2 separate regions of the Homo sapiens genome follow, and region 2 is linked to region 1. A link is a loop called in an ENCODE intact Hi-C map of the cell type or tissue named here. Cell type or tissue: HCT116. All regions are shown on one strand. Links, peaks and the distances in the headings refer to the core of each region. The heading gives the core; the rest is flanking DNA. Region 1 holds the start of LOC105369747 (a long non-coding RNA gene). Region 2 has its middle 30 kb from the start of SLC38A2.

What was found. Peaks named below come from ENCODE experiments on the same cell type or tissue, not always from the same donor. Only the 100,000 strongest peaks of a DNase experiment are listed, where the experiment ranks them.
Region 2: a loop joins it to region 1, with 4 times the contacts of the local background. A loop is called at or near these places in 2 of 110 quality-filtered maps.

Annotation. Positions count from the first base shown.
Region 1 is chr12:47,306,667-47,309,581 of GRCh38, reverse strand. It overlaps LOC105369747 (a long non-coding RNA gene), which reads left to right and starts at 2,183. Exons shown (of 2, transcript NR_135024.1): 1 at 2,183-2,263; 2 at 2,902-2,915. RefSeq lists an enhancer at 2,066-2,915. In HCT116, for the core only: a CTCF peak has its summit at 1,584; a DNase peak (open chromatin) is centred at 1,641.
Region 2 is chr12:46,341,160-46,344,074 of GRCh38, reverse strand. No RefSeq gene overlaps it. Among named protein-coding and RNA genes, the nearest start is that of SLC38A2, 30 kb to the left of the region's middle. In HCT116, for the core only: a CTCF peak has its summit at 1,370 (motif pointing left); a DNase peak (open chromatin) is centred at 1,374.

The sequences.
Region 1 (2,915 bases), core at 125-2,624:
CAGTGAATTTACATTCAGTGTTATTGATAAGGACTCACTGCTGCTATTTTGTTGTTTTCTGATTATTTTGTAATTCCTCCCTTCCTTCTTGCTTTTTTACTGTCTCTCTTTGTGGTTAAGTGACTTTCTCTGGTAGTAAGTTTTAATTTGTTGCTTTTAACTTTTAGTGAATCTATTATAGGTTTTTGCATTGGGGTTACCATGAGGCTTATGAAAAACATTTTATAGATAAAACAAATTATTTTAAGGAGATAACAACTTATCTTAGACCACAAAGAAAAGAATGGAAACACACAAAGCAAAAGCAAAAAAAAAAAAATCTACAACTTCCTTACTCTCACATTTTGACTTTTGTCTTAATTTGCCTCTGTTTATATTGCCTATATTTTAACAGGTTAATGTAGCTATTATTGTTTTGGTAGATGCATCTTTTGGGCTTCATACTAGAGTTATGAGTGGATTGCACTCCACAATTACAGTGTAAGAGTATTCTGGGTTTGTCTACTTACTTAATTTTACCAGTGGGTTTTACACCTTCAAATATTTTATTTCTTCTTTTTTTCTTTCTTTAGTTTTTCTTTCTTTTTTCTTTTCTTTTTTCTCTTTTTATTGCACATTTTGCTTTTAGATTGATTGAAGAACTCCCTTTAGCATTTTTTGTATGACAGGTCTGGTGGTGGTGAATTCTCTTCCCTTTTGCTTATCTGGGAACGACTTTATCTCTCCTTCACAGGTGAAGAATACCCTTGCTGGACACTATTCTTGAATGGTAGTTTTTTTCTTTCAGTACTTCTTTGAAAATGTTATCCTACTCCCTCCTGGCCTGTATGGTTTCCATTGAGAAGTTTATTGCCAGATGAATTGGAAATCCTTTATATGTTACTTGCTTTTCTCTTGCTGCCTTTAGGATCCTCTTTGTCCTTCACCTTTGGGAGTTTATTATATGCCTTGGAGCAGTCTTATTTGAGTCAAATCTTATTTTGTGTTCTCTGACCTTCCAGTACCTGGATATTTATATTTTTCTCAAGTTTGGAAAGTTTTATGTTATTATTTCTTTGATTAAACTTTCTACCCCTTCCCCTTGCTCGACTTTCTCTTAAACACCAATAATTTTTAGATGTGGTCTTTTGAGTTAATTTTATAGGCAATCATCATTCCTTTTCATTCTTTTTTTTCTTTTTTCTCCTCTTACTATATGTTTTCAAATAGCCTGTCTTCTCTGCTATTGAGAGCCTCTAATGAATTTTTCAGTTCACCAAATATTTTTCTAAGTTCCAAAATTTTTGTTTTTCTAAATTATTTAGATTTCTTTGTTAAATTGCTCTGATAAATTTCTGAAATTTGTTTTCCGTGTTATCTTGGCGATCACTGAGTTTCCTTAAAACTGCCGTTTAGGGTCAGTCACTGGTTTCTTGTTTTGTCCATTTGGGGAGACCTTGGTTTCCTGTTTGCTGTTGTTTCTTGTGGATGTATGTCTATGTCTTTACATTGAAGGATTAATTATTTATTCCAGTCTTCTCTGTCTGGCTTGTTTTGATTTTTATTGGCTACAATTGCTTAAAGGTTCTTTATTGCTATGGACTGTCTTCTTTTCAGCTCTAGGTGGCGTCTTTACGCCAGGTTCACCTCAGCTCTAGTAAATGATCAGAGCATGCCCTTTCTGAGTGGCAGAGGTCCCTAAGGGGATATCCTGGCAGTGTAGGAAGGTTGGCTAGAAGTTCGTCCCCAGGAGACCTGTGGAACAAACCTTCTGCAGTATGGTGCTGCTGAACAGTCACTCTGATTTGGTGTCTTGTTTGGCTGATTTACAAAGCAGTTCCCAGGGCAGGGGATGGTAGTCTTCCCTCCCCACCGGTTCTGACTGTTCTCAGGGATATTTCTCTTTTCAGGCACTCACAGTGCTTCCTGTGGCTCTAAGGTAGGGATGGGTCTCTTGCCATGGAACCCAGGATGATGAAGTTGGTTATCCACCTCAACCTCATTTTTTCCAGTGAGAAACTGAGTTGGGGGAAATTATTTCTTGTGCTTGATACCAGTCAGAATGAGGGGAGAGACGTCACAAATGTGGAAGTGTGTCCAGAATTGGTGGGTTCTTGGACTCGCTTACTTCAAGAATGAAGCCGCGGATCCTCGCAGTGAGTGTTGCAGTTCTTAAAGATGGTGTGTCCGGAGTTTGTTCCTTCAGATGTTCAGATGGGTCCGGAGTTTCTTCCTTCTGGTGGGTTCGTGGCTGACATCAGGAGTGAAGCTGCATCCCTTTGTGGTGAGTGTTACAGCTCTTAAAGGCGATGCGTCTGGAGTTATTCCTTCCTCCCGGTGGGTTCATGGTCTTGCTGGCCTCAGGAGTGAAGCTGCAGACCTTCGCGGTGAGTGTTACAGTTCATAAAGGTGGCGTGTCCGGAGTTGTTTGTTCCTCCCATCTGGAATTGTTCGTCCCTCCTGGTGAGTTCGTGGTCTCGCTGGCTTCAGGAGTGAAGCTGCAGACCTTCGTGGTTAGTGTTACAGTTCATAAAGGCAGTGCCAACCCAAAGAGTGAGCAGCAGCAAGATTTATTGCAAAGAGCTAAACCCTCCACAGCGTGCAACGGTACCCGCGTTGTGGCTGCTGGCTTGGGTGACCTGCTTTTATTCCCTTGTATGGCCCCACCCACATCCTGCTGGTTGTTCCATTTTACAGAGAGCTGATTGGTCCATTTTGACAGAGTGCTGATTGGTGCGTTTACAAACCTTTAGCTAGACACAGAGTGCTGATTGTGCTGATTGGTGCGTTTACAGTCCTTTAGCTAGACACAAAAGTTCTCCAAGTCCCCACCCAATTAGCTAGACACAGAGCACTGATTGGTGTGTTTATAAACCTTTAGCTAGACACAGAGTGCTGATTGGTGCATTTACAATCCTTTAGCTAGACACAAAAGT
Region 2 (2,915 bases), core at 258-2,757, 970 kb after region 1:
TCCCCCAACCTCTAGTTCCGTTCTCCAGAGGCAACTGCTATTGGCAGTTTTTAATGTATTCTGTCAGAGATATTCTGGTTAATGCTGAATTTTATGTTGTTTGTTGTTCTGCAAGAAACCTACTGCTTGTTTCTTTTTAGGTCATTTTAATTGCTTTATGCTGGTGATGGTTGGTAAAGTTAAAGAAAAGGCCTGTGTTTCATGTTTGCAACTTGGATGCCAACTCAGCCATAGTAGGGTAGGGCACCAGGCAGAGTTGTGAGGCCCCATTACAGCCCTAGCTCCTGGATGTCATTTCTAGACACACACTGGGCCGGAAGAGAGCCTGCTGCCTTGAAGGGAAAGACTGAGTCTGGAAGAATTCATCACCTGCTGACTGTGAGCCATTGGCCTCTGAATAATCAGCAGTGGTAACCAGGTAGTACTCACTGTGGCCCATGGGTGAGACTCTGAGATGTACTGGCTTCAGGTGTGATACAGCACACTCACAGCTGTTGTGGCTACAAGAAGAGATACTTTATGTTTGAGAAAAGCAGAGAAACGATAAAGGGGACTTTGTCTTGCATCTTAGGTACCAGATAGGCCAGAGTGGAGAAAAGCACCAACTGGGGTGCTGGGGTCCCCAGTTTCAGGTGTTGGCTCTTGAATCACATTTTTGGACCTACACTGTGCCAGAGGGGAGACTACTGCCCTGAAGGGTGAGTCACAGGCCTGGCAGCATTTATTATAAGAGCGGACTAAAGACCACATGGGCCTTAAGTAAACATTGGTGGCACCATGGCAGTACTCCCTTGGGCTTGTGGTGGTGCTGGTGGACACAGGGAGAGACTCCTCTGCTTGGGGAAAGGGGAGAAAAGAGTGGAAGGGACCTTGTCTTGTAGTTTCAGTGCCAGCTTAGCCACAGTAGAATAGAGCATCAGGTAGATTTCTAAGGTTTTTGACTGTAGGTTCTGGCTCCTGGACAACATCTCTGGACCCACCCAGGGCCCAGGGGGAACTTGCTGCACTGCAGAGAAGGACATAAGACTTGTTGGCTTCACCACCTACTGATTGTAGAGCCTTGGGGCCTTGAGCAAATATAGGTGGTAGTCAGGTTGTGATTACAGTGGGCCTTGGGCAAGATCCAGCACTGTGCTGGCTTCAGTTCTGACTCAGCACAGTCCCAGTAGTAGAGGCCACAGGGGTGCTTGTGTTACTACAACCACTCCTAGTTCCAGGCAGCTCAGCATAGACAGAGGGAGACTCTGGGAGAAAGCAAGGGAAGAGAACAAGAGTCTCTGCCTGGTAATCCAGATAATCATTGCAGATCTTATCCAAGACCACTACGCAGTACCTCTACTAGGCTACAAGAATTATAGCATTACTGGGCTTGGAGTGCCCCCTAATGCAGATATGGCTGCAGTGACCAAAAACTTAGATCACAGTGCCCAATTCGCTTCAAATATCTGGAAAGCCTTCCCAAGAAGGACGGGTACAGACAAGTCCAGAATGAAAAGACTACAATAAATACACAACTCTTCAATGCCCAGACACTGACAAACATCCATAAGCACCAAGACCATCCCGAAAAACATGACCTCACCAAGCAAACTAAATAAGGCACCCAGGGGCAATACCAGAGAGACAGATATACATGACCTTTCAGACAGAGAATTCATAGTAGCTACTTTGAGGACACTCAAAGAAATTCAAGATAATGCAGAGAAGGAATTCATAATCTTATCAAATAAATTTAATAAAGAAATAGAATAAGTTTTTAAAATCAAGAAGAAACTCTGGAGTTGAAAAATGCAACTGACATACTCAAGAATACACCAGAGTCTCTTAATTGCAGGATTGATCAAGCAGAAGAAAGAATTAGTTAGCTTGAAGACAGCCTATTTGAAAATACAAAGTCAGAAGAGAAAAAAGAAAAAAGAATAAAGCACATTTACAAGATCTAGAAACTAGCCTCAAAAGGGCAAATCTAATAGTTATTGGCCTTACTGAGGAGGTTGATAGATAAAGGCAGAAAATTTATTCAAAGGGAAAAGAACAGAGGTATTCCCAAGCCTAGAGAAAGATATCAATATCCGAGTACAAGAAGGTTATAGAACACCAAGGATCTTTAACCCAAGGAAAACTACGTCAACGCATTTAATAATTCAACTCCCAAAAGTCACGGACAAAGAAAGGATCCTAAAAGCATCAACAGAAAGGAAATATATAGCATGCAATGGAGCTCCAATACATCTGGCAGCAGACTTTTCAGTAGAACACTTACAGGCCAGGAGAGAGTGGCAGGACATATTGAAAGTACTGAAGGAGGAAAAAACTTTTATCCTACAAAAGAATAGCCAGCAAAAACATCCTTCAAACAAGAAAGAGAAATAAAGCCTTTCCCAAACAAAAGCTGAGAGATTTTATCAACACCAGACCTGTCCTACAAGAAATGCTAAAGCAAGTACTTCAATCTGAAAGAAAAGGACATTAATGACCAGTAAGAAATCATCTGAAGATACAAAACTCACTGGTAATAGTAAGTATAGAGAAAAACACAGACTACTAAAACACTGTAATTGTAGTATATAAACTACTCATATCTTAAGTAGAAAGACAAAAAGAAGAACTGATCACAATAATAACTATAACTTTTTAAGACCTAGTACAGTAAGATATAAATAGAAAAGACAAAGAGTTAAAAGGTGGTAAGACAAAGTTGAAGGAGAGAGTTTTTATTAGTTTTCCTTTTGCTTGCTTGTTAGTTTCTTTGTTTATGCAATCAATGTTAAGTTTTCATCGGTTTAAAATAATGGGTTATATATATTATTTGTAAGCCTCATGGTAATCTCAAATATAAAAACATACAAGAGATGCACAAAAATAAAAAAACAATCTACAAATTCAATGCAATTCCCATCAAAATACAACCATCA